4 separate regions of the Homo sapiens genome follow, and all the other regions are linked to region 2. The links are chromatin contacts, found by Hi-C or POLR2A ChIA-PET in ENCODE. All regions are on one chromosome and are shown on one strand. Each heading gives the region's core, a stretch centred on a gene start or an enhancer-like site at or near the end of the contact. The rest is flanking DNA. Distances are from core to core; before and after follow the strand shown.

Region 1 (3,069 bases), core at 299-2,798, 170 kb before region 2:
ACTGAGCTCTGTTGTAGCACAGACATATGTCCCTATATGGGGCGGGGGTGGGGGTGTCTTGATCGCTGGGCTATTTCTATACTGTTCTGGCTTTTCCCAAGCAGTCATTTCTTTCTATTCTCCAAGCACCAGCAATTAGCTTTACCTTTTCAGCTTCTAGTTTGCTGAAACTAATCTGCTATAGACAGAGACTCCGGTGAACCAATTTTATTAGGATTTGATCAAATAAACTCTCTCTGACAAAGGACTGCTGAAAGAGTAACTAAGAGTTTGATGTTTACTGAGTGCATAGTATGTGCTAGATGCTGGCCGTGGATGCCTCATAGAATCCTCCCAACAACTCATGAAATGACTACTGTCATTCAGCCCAATACCCAGACGAGAAAGCTGAGGGTAAGACAGGTTTCAAGCTTGGCAGTCTGACTACAGAGGCCACTGGCTTAGCCCCTGGGTTAGTCTGCCTCTGTAGGATTGGGGGCACGTAATTTTGCTGTTTGGGGTCTCATTTGCCTTCTTAGAGATCACAAGCCAAAGCTTTTTATTCTAGAGCCAAGGTCACGGAAGCCCAGAGGGCATCTTGTGGCTCGGGAGTAGCTCTCTGCTGTCTTCTCAGCTCTGCTGACAATACTTGAGATTTTCAGATGTCACCAACCGCCAAGAGAGCTTGATATGACTGTATATAGTATAGTCATAAAGAACCTGAACTTGACCATATACTTATGTCATGTGGAAAATTTCTCATAGCTTCAGATAGATTATATCTGGAGTGAAGAATCCTGCCACCTATGTATCTGGCATAGTGTGAGTCCTCATAAATGCTTACTGGTTTGAAGGGCAACAAAATAGTGAACAGAGTGAAAATCCCCACTAAGATCCTGGGTCCAGAAAAAGATGGGAAACCTGTTTAGCTCACCCGTGAGCCCATAGTTAAAACTCTTTAGACAACAGGTTGTTTCCGTTTACAGAGAACAATAATATTGGGTGGTGAGCATCTGTGTGGGGGTTGGGGTGGGATAGGGGATACGGGGAGAGTGGAGAAAAAGGGGACACAGGGTTAATGTGAAGTCCAGGATCCCCCTCTACATTTAAAGTTGGTTTAAGTTGGCTTTAATTAATAGCAACTCTTAAGATAATCAGAATTTTCTTAACCTTTTAGCCTTACTGTTGAAAAGCCCTGTGATCTTGTACAAATCATTTGCTTCTTGGATAGTAATTTCTTTTACTAAAATGTGGGCTTTTGACTAGATGAATGTAAATGTTCTTCTAGCTCTGATATCCTTTATTCTTTATATTTTCTAACAGATTCTGTGTAGTGGGATGAGCAGAGAACAAAAACAAAATAATCCAGTGAGAAAAGCCCGTAAATAAACCTTCAGACCAGAGATCTATTCTCTAGCTTATTTTAAGCTCAACTTAAAAAGAAGAACTGTTCTCTGATTCTTTTCGCCTTCAATACACTTAATGATTTAACTCCACCCTCCTTCAAAAGAAACAGCATTTCCTACTTTTATACTGTCTATATGATTGATTTGCACAGCTCATCTGGCCAGAAGAGCTGAGACATCCGTTCCCCTACAAGAAACTCTCCCCGGTAAGTAACCTCTCAGCTGCTTGGCCTGTTAGTTAGCTTCTGAGATGAGTAAAAGACTTTACAGGAAACCCATAGAAGACATTTGGCAAACACCAAGTGCTCATACAATTATCTTAAAATATAATCTTTAAGATAAGGAAAGGGTCACAGTTTGGAATGAGTTTCAGACGGTTATAACATCAAAGATACAAAACATGATTGTGAGTGAAAGACTTTAAAGGGAGCAATAGTATTTTAATAACTAACAATCCTTACCTCTCAAAAGAAAGATTTGCAGAGAGATGAGTCTTAGCTGAAATCTTGAAATCTTATCTTCTGCTAAGGAGAACTAAACCCTCTCCAGTGAGATGCCTTCTGAATATGTGCCCACAAGAAGTTGTGTCTAAGTCTGGTTCTCTTTTTTCTTTTTCCTCCAGACAAGAGGGAAGCCTAAAAATGGTCAAAATTAATATTAAATTACAAACGCCAAATAAAATTTTCCTCTAATATATCAGTTTCATGGCACAGTTAGTATATAATTCTTTATGGTTCAAAATTAAAAATGAGCTTTTCTAGGGGCTTCTCTCAGCTGCCTAGTCTAAGGTGCAGGGAGTTTGAGACTCACAGGGTTTAATAAGAGAAAATTCTCAGCTAGAGCAGCTGAACTTAAATAGACTAGGCAAGACAGCTGGTTATAAGACTAAACTACCCAGAATGCATGACATTCATCTGTGGTGGCAGACGAAACATTTTTTATTATATTATTTCTTGGGTATGTATGACAACTCTTAATTGTGGCAACTCAGAAACTACAAACACAAACTTCACAGAAAATGTGAGGATTTTACAATTGGCTGTTGTCATCTATGACCTTCCCTGGGACTTGGGCACCCGGCCATTTCACTCTGACTACATCATGTCACCAAACATCTGATGGTCTTGCCTTTTAATTCTCTTTTCGAGGACTGAGAGGGAGGGTAGCATGGTAGTTAAGAGTGCAGGCTTCCCGCATTCAAAATCGGTTGCTTACTAGCTGTGTGGCTTTGAGCAAGTTACTCACCCTCTCTGTGCTTCAAGGTCCTTGTCTGCAAAATGTGAAAAATATTTCCTGCCTCATAAGGTTGCCCTAAGGATTAAATGAATGAATGGGTATGATGCTTAGAACAGTGATTGGCATCCAGTATGTGCCCTCGAGGCCTCTTAATTATTACTGGCTTGCTCATAGTGCATGTTCTTTGTGGGCTAACTCTAGCGTCAATAAAAATGTTAAGACTGAGTTGCAGCCGGGCATGGTGGCTCATGCCTGTAATCCCAGCATTCTAGGAGGCTGAGGCAGGAGGATCGCTTGAGCCCAGGAGTTCGAGACCAGCCTGGGCAACATAGTGTGATCTTGTATCTATAAAAATAAACAAAATTAGCTTGGTGTGGTGGCGCCTGTAGTCCCCAGCCACTTGGAGGGGTGAGGTGAGAGGATTGCTTGAGCCCGGGATGGTCCAGGC
Region 2 (3,400 bases), core at 748-3,247:
TTCAGACAACTGTGAGCATGACTCATCCCATGGTGATGCTCTGATGCCCTGCCTTTTGACAGCTCCATGCTTAATACCCCATCTATCTTGCTGCCAACCACTGGATTCCCAAGCCAAGGTGGCAGGATGGCAAGGATCCCTGAGTCTAGGTCAACCACTGTGGCTTCTCAAATGTATAAGGACAGAACCTTTCTACTTGAAAAGGGTTGTTTGTTTGTTTGTTTTGAGACAGGGTCTCACCCTGTCACCCAGGCTGGAGTGATGGCTGGTGCCATCACCGCTCACTGCAGCCTCAACCTCCTGGGCTCAAGCGATCCTCCCACAGGCACACGCCATCATGCCTGGCTAATGTTTTACTTTTTGTAGAGATGGGGTTTTGCCATGTTGCCCGGGCTGGTCTCAAACTCCTAGGCTCAAGTGATCTGCCTGCCTCAGCCTCCCAAAGTGCTGGGATTCCAGGCATGAGCCACCGCCTCCAGCCTAAAAAGGGTTTTTAAAAGTAACTCAGTCCTCAGAAACTCTATCCAGTTATTTAAATATACCATGAGCTTGCCCAAAAATGACCTGCAAATAGTGAAATCTGGCTTCTAGCCCAGGCTCTGAAGAAGTTCCTTAGTGTAATATGTAAATGATAATGATTCAGTCAGTTAATGATTCAGTCAGTGGGTCTCTCCAATTTGCAAAATAAAGGGGCAGGAGGTAAATGACCCCTTACATGTCAAAAATGGTACTTTTCAGTCATAGAAATTCTAAGGTCCTTTCTACCTTTCCAGAAACTAGGCAAGGAAACAGAAGTACTTATCCTTGTTGGGTCTAAAATTTGATTTTACCCTGCTTAGAAGCTAATAAATTTTGCCTATTCCTGTTTCATGGATACCGACAGAAGACACGAGGCTCCTGGTCCAACACAGCATACTGATGTGAGTTGCACTTACAGCTAAGTTTACCAAGCGTGATGCAGATGGCCTGGATAGATGCTATGCACATATACATCACAGCTGAGAACCCTGAGCTTGGGGAACCCACCACTTTTACAGCAAGTGGTTAGCAAGGCTGCTCTTTGCCTGGGAGCAGGTGTCTCCTCATCCCTCAAGGTTAGTACATGCATATGCATCCCCAAGATCGGCCTGGGTAAGAGGGTGGTCAGAGCCTTGTAGTCTTGACACAGCCAGCAAGACATGTATGAACACCAGAGGCTCCACAAGCCACCTGTCCCACAGGGTCTTGGCTTCTGGTAAATTTTCACATAACTATGCGAAACCACTGGTCCCAGGGCACATGTGTAAGAATGGAGCTCCATGCAGCTCCAGACCTTCACTCCTTGCACCCCAGGAAAAAGAGAAGCAATAATGATCACTGTCATTTTCATTTTAAGATAACACAACTGAATAATGACTGAGAATTATAAAATTTTGATCCATCAAAAAGACATCAGGCTGGTTACTGTGGCTCATGCCTGTAATCCCAGCACTTTGGGAAGCCGAGGCAGGCAGAGCACCTGAGGTCAGGAGTTTGAGACCAGCCTGGTCAACATGGTGAAACCCCTTCTCTACTAAAAAAAAAAATACAAAATCAGCTGGTGGCACGTGACTGTAACCCTAGCTACTTGGGAGGCTGAGGCAGGAGAATCACTTGAACCAGGGAGGCAGAGGTTGCAGTGAGCCGAGATTGTGCCATTGCACTCCAGCTGGGGCAACAAGAGCGAAACTCCGTCTCAAGGAAAAGAAAAAAAAAGACAACATAAGCTAAACTAGATTTATCAATGGACTAATGTATAAGAGCAATACATTACATTTCTAATAAGCATACTGCACGTTTATAGGTTTAAAACAAAAAGAAAATAAACACAGAGTTCCTAAATAAAATATTGCTCACTCATGAAACTTCTGGTTTCTGAGCAATTGGCAAGTGTCCTGTGTGCTGAGTTATACAGGCGAGACGCCGACCTCACCACCCAAAGGGATGCTGCAAACAAGCAGCTCTGGGGAGCCTCCAAACGGCCCTGCCCAACCACTTCCTGGGGAAGCTGGAGAGGAAACACGGTGTCTGCACAGTGTCTGTCACCTGCCTGACAGCTGCCTGCTTAACACACCAGAGGCCCGAAGACCCCTGCTAAGTTGACATACCGATTTCTGCTGGAAGATGTGAGATTTGGTTTTTTGGCAGATCCAGAATTCTCATCGCTTGAAATAACTGAATATATGTAGGAATGATTTGAATCAAGGTATTGCTTATGTACCATTCTCTCAGGTGTGTCTGCTCCTTCAATGAATCTGGGAGCTCCTAAAATAGAAAGAATGACATCAATCAGAACTAGCTCCTCCGTGTGCACAAAGCCGTGTAAAACCAAGCATTTATTTTAAAACAGGAAGTGAGAAAGCAGACACGAGAGCATAAAACTTAACCACCAGCACTCCAGCCATTTCAAAAAGAAACCAAAGACACCGCAGTTGTCGTCAACTTCACAACAGTATATTAGCCCTATTTCAAAACTGCCGTGAATTCATGATGTTATTAAAATTAAATCCTAGTGAACACAAAAAACCAGACTCACACTTAGAGCCACAATGTGTATTATTTATTTGCAACATACCAACTTAACATCCCCTAAGGTCTGTCTATACATTCGATTTCAAAATTTGTGCTTCGTTTCCCTTTGTCTGTAGTTGCTTTTAGAAATACTTGATAAACCTCTAATATTTGCTGTACCACATTTCCAAATATTCTTAAGAGTCTATGAAAGGGAAAAAGCATGAGAAAGACAGTCAGCTGGGACACCTGAGTTCCGGCCCAGGCCCTGCCATTTTCCAGTCACGCCACCTCCCTGGGTCTCCACTGCTGAAATGACATTGATGAACTCAGTGTCCAAGGCCTCCCCTAGCTCAAGTGTTCTGGGATAAAACTGTAAAGGTGTCAAGCAAGAAGCGTTTAAAGACTTTAAGGAGGCTATTTGTCCAGCTGAAGAAATCTAATTCACCGAGAGTTACCGAGCCCCCATTGCAGGTGAGGGGTGCTCAGCACTGAGGGGTGGGGCAAAGACGAGACACACAGGTCCCCTGACCTCAGAAGCTGACCACAACGCACCATCAGCAAAGTGGCTGGAGCACAGGGTGGAGGTGGGATGAGGTGTGGAAAACTCCATGGCAGTTGAAGGGGAGGTGGAGGGAGCAATGGAGTCCATAGTGATCCTTCTTTTTTGTACTTGGTACTTGTAATGTGCTTTACAACCATTGCCCTCCTGTGTGTGGGTTAAGCTGTTAACTTGCAAAAGTGCTTTCACTCTAGTATTATCTCATGCAACAGTACCATAAGATAGGCAAAGTGGGCCGGGCACAGTGGCTCACGCCTGTAATCCCAGCAATTTGGGAGGCCAAGGCGGGTGAATCACCTGAGGTCAGGA
Region 3 (3,122 bases), core at 571-3,070, 130 kb before region 2:
TCAAAGTCTGACTTGACTTTCCTTCCTTTTCCTGGAACTGATCCATGAGTATCGAGAGTAAAGCTGCCCGCACCTACTCATTCAAGATCCTGAGTGTCCTGCCCAGCTGCAGGAGGTGGAGAGACCCAGGAGGAGGGGCCACTGCTGATCCCAGGCTGTAGGGGGTGGGAAGAGTGTCCCAGGGCACCATGACCCCCACTCACTCACTCACAGGAGACCCACACAAGAGAGGAGAGGGCACTTACAGCTTAGGTTCCCACCAGCACCAACTCCTCTGCCATCAAACATCATTGTGTTTCTCTTTCTGCCTTGTCTGTCGGCACACGTGGAGTTAAATTTAATGCTCAATCACATATTTGTCTGGGCTCTTTCTGTGTTTATTTTTCTCTTAATAGTTCTCTCTCCTCCCTTCCTCTCCCCGCCCCTCCTCCTCCTTCTTCTTTTTTTTTTCCAGAGACAGTGTCTCGCTCTGCCACCCAGGCCAGAGTGCAGAGTGGCATGATCATGGCTCACCGCAGCCTCCAACTCCTGGGCTCACGTGAACATCCCACCTTGGCCTCTGGAATGTCTGGGATTACAGGCACTTGCCACTGCATCTGGCTAATTTTTATATTGTTTATAGATCCGGGATCTCACTATGTTGCCCAGGCTGGCCTCAAACTCCTGGGCTCAAGCGACCCTCCCACCTCATACTTCTGAGTAGCTGGGGCTGTAGGAATGCGCCTCAGTGCCAGGCTAGTTTCTTAATTTTCTATTTCTATTTTGACAGGTACAAATTTTGTATTCAATCCTACCTCAGACACATCTTTGGTGGGAAAAGGATGTCATTTAATCAATATATAAATTCTAAGCAAATAGGTCTGATCCCCAAATTAGGTTAGTCACAGCTGCTGAGTCGTTGACCCAAGAGAAGCTCATCTAGATTTTTTCATTATTTTCAAGTTCCTCTTCTCGGTTCGTCCTTCTTCCAGACCGTGCCCTCCCCGTCCCACTCTCTTCCCACAGCCTCCCCTCCCCACAGCCTCCTCCCACCATTCCAAATCTGGGCTGTTCTCTCAATTTCCTTCTCTCTGGACTCAAACCTACCCTAGCCCCCAGCCTCAGTTTGGGGTTAAACTTGTCCTCCTCACATTCTCTCCCACCCAACTTGATGTCGCCTCTGTGTCATCACCACGGGATTTTCCTCCTCTGGGTTCTCCTTTTCCGAGTGGGGTCAGCTCCCCCATGAGTCACAGCACCAATCACTTCTGGCTGCTTGCAAACCCCTTTGCTTTCCTCAGTGTTGACACCCAGGGCAGCCCTATGCTCACTGCCGCTGAGACCCCACCTCTGCCCCTGGCCTTTTCCCAGCTGACATCACCCTGTGGCTTCCATTTTCCTAAAATTCTCTTTTGAGGCCTCAGTCTTAACCAAAGCACACAGTGCCCCTCAAAAATGACAATAAAAACCCAAACACACCGTGACTGTCATGGCAGGTTCCTGGTCCCCGTATTGAATCAGCGGGTGGGTTTCTGCGAACACTGGTGAGAGGCCGCATTAGAGGGTCAGGACCCTCAGGTCTGGACTCGTGGTCACCACATACCTTCCTCCCTGCTGACAGTAGCTGGTACCTGTTACCTACTCAGAGTGTCACATGCCACAAGCCAGAGCGTCTTGGCAGTTCTCAGCACCTTGACATCACTTCCTTGCTACCACTCAGAGCGGCAGTGACACAGTTCCCTTATCTCAGAAGGCCAGAAGACGGCTGTCAAAGGTCACAGGGAAATCAAAGGCGGGGTACAGGGCCAGAGGGAGGAGGAAACAACTTCCCGGTTGCTTTCAGACGCTTCAGAGATCCTCTGGAGGCCTGGGGGAGCTTTTGAGTACTTTATTTCAGTTGGTCCCTGAGCTCGGTGAGTGGGGCGGGTAGAGCCACCAGGGGAATCAACAGTGGTTTCTCGTGCCCCTCAGGGTCAGGAGCAGTCTGATCAAAAGGAGGGCATCCACTGTCCGGGGCCATTCCCACAGCTCCCGGATGCTGGGTCTGGAGGCTGCGCCCTTCCCCTGCAGGAGCTCAGCCCAGTGGTAAGTCATCTGTGTGTCATCTATGTATTTAACCCCTTATGGCCATGTTGATGCTGAGCATGGTTTCACTTTTGCAAACATTTATTTATACCCTTCGAGAGAAAAACGTCTCAGCTGTCACAGGAAGCTGCTTCGGGGGGTGAGCAAACTTTTTAAAATGCAGAAATTATGATCTACACCCGTTTCTTAAAAGTAAGCCATCGTACTTGGTTCTCTTTAATTATATATTTTCTTACATATTGTGTTCATGTAGGCAAGTCCTGTTTCTGCTAAAAGAAGGTAAGTTCTACCAAGGCGGTGTCATGCCAGCTTTATTTCCCGTGGCACCTGGCACACTGCTAAGCACTTACATGCTTAACAACTAGATTGGGAATGGTGCTGCTCTGGGGAAGTGGGCACACGTTAAAGAAATGTTTATTTCAGTCTTCTGAAATAGGGAATTACTCTGGCTAAAATGTAGCTCCAGAAAGGGAAAGTGGGGCTGTATGAATCCAGGTCCAGTTTGTTGTTTCCTCCAGGATAAGGCAGCTGTCGGAGGGGAAAATCATCTCCCATTTCTCCACAGGGCAGTCTGAAGATGGCCAATTACACGCTGGCACCAGAGGATGAATATGATGTCCTCATAGAAGGTGAACTGGAGAGCGATGAGGCAGAGCAATGTGACAAGTATGACGCCCAGGCACTCTCAGCCCAGCTGGTGCCATCACTCTGCTCTGCTGTGTTTGTGATCGGTGTCCTGGACAATCTCCTGGTTGTGCTTATCCTGGTAAAATATAAAGGACTCAAACGCGTGGAAAATATCTATCTTCTAAACTTGGCAGTTTCTAACTTGTGTTTCTTGCTTACCCTGCCCTTCTGGGCTCATGCTGGGGGCGATCCCATGTGTAAAATTCTCATTGGACTGTACTTCGTGGGCCTGTACAGTGAGACATTTTTCAATTGCCTTCTGACTGTGCAAAGGTACCTAGTGTTTTTGCACAAGGGAAACTTTTTCTCAGCCAGGAGGAGGGTGCCCTGTGGCATCATTACAAGTGTCCTGGCATGGGTAACAGCCATTC
Region 4 (3,422 bases), core at 282-2,781, 220 kb before region 2:
TACCACCATTTTGCTCATCATAACTTTGTAGTAAGTTTTGAAGTCAGGAATCGTAAGACCTCCAGCTTTGTTCATTTTCAAGGTTGTTTTGATTATTCAAGGTCCCTTGATAGTCCATATGAATTTCAGGATGGATTTTTCTATTTCTGCAAAAAAAAAAAAAAAAAAAAAAAAAATCATTGAAATTTTTAAACAGATTGCATTAAATCTGTAGATTGTTTTGGGTAGTATTGACATTTAACAACATTAAATCTTCCAATCAATGAACTAGGCTATTTTTATTTATTTTTTCTGTTTCTTTGAGCTACTTTTGTAGTTTTCAGTGTATAAGTTTTTGCTACCTGGTTAGGTATACTTCTAAGTATTTTCTACTTTTTGATGCTATTGCACATTGAATCGTTTTCTTAATTTGGTGGTAGCGGGGATTGTGCATTGTTAGTACATAAAAATGCAACTCATTTTTTGTGTGTTGATTTTGTATCCTGCAGCTTTAACAAATTCATGTTAGTTCTAACAGACTTATTCTATGAATCATTAGGGTTTTCTACATAAAAGATCATGTCACCTACAAACAGAGATAATTTTACTCCACCCCTTCCCGTTGCAATGCCTTTTATGTCTTTTTCTTGCCTAATTGTTCTGGCTAAGACTTCCACTACCATGTTGAATAGAAGTGGTGAAAGTAGACATCCTTGTCTTGTTCCAATCTTAGAGCCAAAGCTTTCAGTCTTTCACGGCCTGAAAGACTTTGTAATATGTTCTCAAGGTTAAAGAACTTCAGAAGTTTTCTAAGCAAGAGACCATTTTATTAACTTAGTTGGCAGCAATTCTGAGAGATTAGAATGAAAAGATAGAGGATAAGAAGTATCTGGCAGGTATAATATATTGAGTGTGCTGAATATACTTTTAGTTTTGTATAGGTGTTAAAAAATGGCAAAGGAGGCCGGGCGTGGTGGCTCACGCCTGTAATCCCAGCACTTTGGGAGGCCGAGGCGGGCAGATCATGAGGTCAGGAGATCGAGACCATCCTGGCTAAAACAGTGAAACCCTATCTCTACTAAAAATACAAAAAACTCGCTGGGCGTGGTGGTGGACACCTGTAGTCCCAGCTACTCGGGAGGCTGAGGCAGGAGAATGGTGTGAACCTGGAAGGTGGAGCTTGCAGTGAGCCGAGATCACGCCACTGCACTCCAGCCTGGGCGACAGAGAGAGACTCCGTCTCAAAAGAAAAAAAAAATGGCAAAGGAAAGAATGAAAAATAAAGCAAGGTCCCAGAAGAGGCCAAAAATCTTAATCAAAATTGACTGAACATTACGGAATGAAATGGTTTTTCCTTTACTCCAATTAACGACTTCACAAGAAGATTCCATCCTCGTTTATAAGATTAACCCAAAACCAGCACTTAAAACCAGAAGCCTTGAAAGGATGGAGTTTGGGGACCCTTCTCATGTCTATTCCCAGAAGGGGGTCTTCTTCTGGGGTCCTGTCCCCTAAAGAGCTAGGCAAAAAGTATGCTTGCCACATCTGTTGAAAGATAGAAAGTTGGTCTAAAAATACATGAGAGGGAACTGAAACATTTCAGAGAAGGCAAGACTCAGAAGTAAGAAACCAAAAGAGGAAGGTAAAATTCTAGTTACAAAGAAAAGAGGAATGGAAATTAAATTGTCTTACAGAGAAAATCCAGAACTGCCCCCTCTTCCCTTACTACTCCATCAAAAAAGGGGAAAAATAGTCAATGGGAAAGTTTTGAGAAAAATAGATCTCTGCATTCTTCTGGTTGAGAATTCAGACAACTTGAACTAGAGAGCTGGGTAATTTCTTGACTAAAGGTGTGTTAGATCTGAAAGGGTTTTTCTTAAAATTGTCTGTGTTCATCCCTCCCATCTTAGAGAGGAACACAGGATAAGAGACCTCTGGAGCTCCCCCAGGGTCACCGAGCTAATAGGATCAGAGACAAAGCTACAAAGTCATTTTCTGACATCTCTCCAGGGCTCTTTTTTTCTGGACCCCCCATATCAACATGATGTATTTATTACATTGGATTAGCAACTCTCCTTGAGCTTTCCTCAGTACCAGGTTTACATCTCAGTCTGTGGGTCTCAGAGAAAGTACCCAATCAGCAGCAACATTACCTGGAAACTCATCAGAAGTGCCCCTCCTCAGCCCCACCCCAGATCTATGCAATCAGAAACTCTGGAAATGCAGGCCAGTCCTAACAAGCCCACCAGGGAATTCTGGTGCACTAAGGTTTGAGATCCACTGATCAAAGAAATAATATTCCTTTTCTTCATTATAATAGCATGAATAATAACTAACATGTATTTCACAATTTACAAAAGAGCTTTATGCTCTTGTTAAATTTGAGGGTAGTCTTCTCAAAATCTCTGTGAGGCTAGAAAGTCAGATATTGAAACACCTGTTTTATGGGTTCAAAGATAGGTTCAAAAGAGAGTAAATGATTGTTGGGGTGGCAGGTCCAGAGAGGGCAGGATCAAAACTGCAATTGAGTCTTCTGCCTTATAAACCAGCATAGCTTCCCCAAGGCACGTCACTTCTCGATAAAATGGTGACAACTAGAGTGTCCTTTCAGATCATTCTTAGAAGCATGGAGTGCTAGGTCAATTGTGTAATTGATGAGGAAATAATAATACTAAGAACTCCCATCTTCTACGTCCTTATATACAATCCTGTCAGGTAGAAGCTGAGTCTCAGAGAGAACAAGTTGCCCTCCCAGGACCACCAGGTAAGCTCGGCATAGCTGTGCTTAGAATGTAGGCTGTCTGGCTTCTGGGCTTGCCTGCCCAGGGAGGCTTTGTGGGTTCTACTTGGTCATCCAGATCACAGAGGGGCAGCACTGACTCCTACCCAGTGCTCTTGACTGTACATCTAATACTTTCTACTAAGAAAACCCCTTCTCTTTAGACCAATGGTTTTCAAATCTTGGTGTGCATTGGAATCACCTGGAAAGCTTGTTAAAACACAGATTGTCCCACCCCAAGAGTTTCTGATTCTGTAGGCTGGGGTGGGGACCCATGAAAGTGCATTTCTAATAAGGTCCCAAGTGATGCTGATGCCACCAGTGTGTGGACAACCCTTTGAGTGGTGAAGCTCTGGACACCCTAATTTGCAAGGCTAATCAGGCATATGTGGCAAATGAATACGAACTGAAATTCTGACTCCAATATCTTCACTGATATTCCTAATCCATAGCATACACACAGTCCCATTCGTTTCCCTTTTAGCTTTTAATCTACATTTATCCTTTCTTCCTCTGCCACTGCCTTCTCTCCAGTTAGCTCAAACCAGGTAACACATAACCGCCTCCTAACTCATCCGCCCAGTTGGTTTCTTTGGCTTTAATCTAGACTTCTTATCTCCACCAGATTTGCCTTACCAAAGCACCAATTTCTTAAGGCAGGGTT

The links. A loop is a pair of places that touch in the nucleus more often than their neighbours do. ChIA-PET counts read pairs that join two places held with the same protein, here RNA polymerase II (POLR2A). Pooled maps may share reads with other maps.
Region 1: a loop to region 2 is called in a map with no recorded cell type, with 10 times the contacts of the local background. The contact joins the promoter of CCR5 here to the enhancer-like site in region 2. A Hi-C loop is called at or near these places in 3 of 37 single-sample maps with no recorded cell type and 7 of 50 pooled maps. POLR2A ChIA-PET finds 5 or more read pairs at or near these places in 2 of 52 experiments (activated CD4-positive, alpha-beta memory T cell and activated CD8-positive, alpha-beta T cell).
Region 3: a map of naive thymus-derived CD4-positive, alpha-beta T cell shows a loop between it and region 2 (9-fold over the local background). The contact joins the promoter of CCRL2 here to the enhancer-like site in region 2. A Hi-C loop is called at or near these places in 1 of 168 maps with a recorded cell type or tissue (naive thymus-derived CD4-positive, alpha-beta T cell) and 8 of 50 pooled maps. POLR2A ChIA-PET finds 5 or more read pairs at or near these places in 5 of 52 experiments (CD4-positive, alpha-beta T cell, OCI-LY7, activated CD4-positive, alpha-beta memory T cell and 2 more).
Region 4: a loop to region 2 is called in a map with no recorded cell type, with 9 times the contacts of the local background. The contact joins two enhancer-like sites. A Hi-C loop is called at or near these places in 1 of 37 single-sample maps with no recorded cell type and 4 of 50 pooled maps. POLR2A ChIA-PET finds 5 or more read pairs at or near these places in 3 of 52 experiments (PC-9, activated B cell and activated CD4-positive, alpha-beta memory T cell).

Annotation. Positions count from the first base shown.
Region 1 is chr3:46,369,398-46,372,466 of GRCh38, forward strand. CCR5 (C-C motif chemokine receptor 5) reads left to right here and starts at 1,549. Exons shown (of 2, transcript NM_001394783.1): 1 at 1,549-1,591. It overlaps CCR5AS (CCR5 antisense RNA), which reads right to left. Exons shown (of 4, transcript NR_125406.2): 3 at 1,847-2,020.
Region 2 is chr3:46,536,919-46,540,318 of GRCh38, forward strand. LRRC2 (leucine rich repeat containing 2) reads right to left here. Exons shown (of 9, transcript NM_024512.5): 4 at 2,127-2,283. Among named protein-coding and RNA genes, the nearest start is that of LRRC2-AS1, 19 kb to the right of the region's middle. RefSeq lists an enhancer at 2,144-2,203. Within about 2 kb of position 1,998, at least 16 of the 41 ENCODE cell types and tissues checked have a DNase peak (open chromatin) inside an H3K27ac peak, as active enhancers do; they include CD4-positive, alpha-beta T cell and OCI-LY7, where a contact is called at or near this core.
Region 3 is chr3:46,405,439-46,408,560 of GRCh38, forward strand. It overlaps CCRL2 (C-C motif chemokine receptor like 2), which reads left to right and starts at 1,821. Exons shown (of 2, transcript NM_003965.5): 1 at 1,821-2,064; 2 at 2,630-3,122. The coding sequence starts at 2,642. CCR5AS (CCR5 antisense RNA) reads right to left here and starts at 1,628. Exons shown (of 4, transcript NR_125406.2): 1 at 1,459-1,628.
Region 4 is chr3:46,320,025-46,323,446 of GRCh38, forward strand. No RefSeq gene overlaps it. Among named protein-coding and RNA genes, the nearest start is that of CCR2, 32 kb to the right of the region's middle. Within about 2 kb of position 1,532, at least 3 of the 41 ENCODE cell types and tissues checked have a DNase peak (open chromatin) inside an H3K27ac peak, as active enhancers do.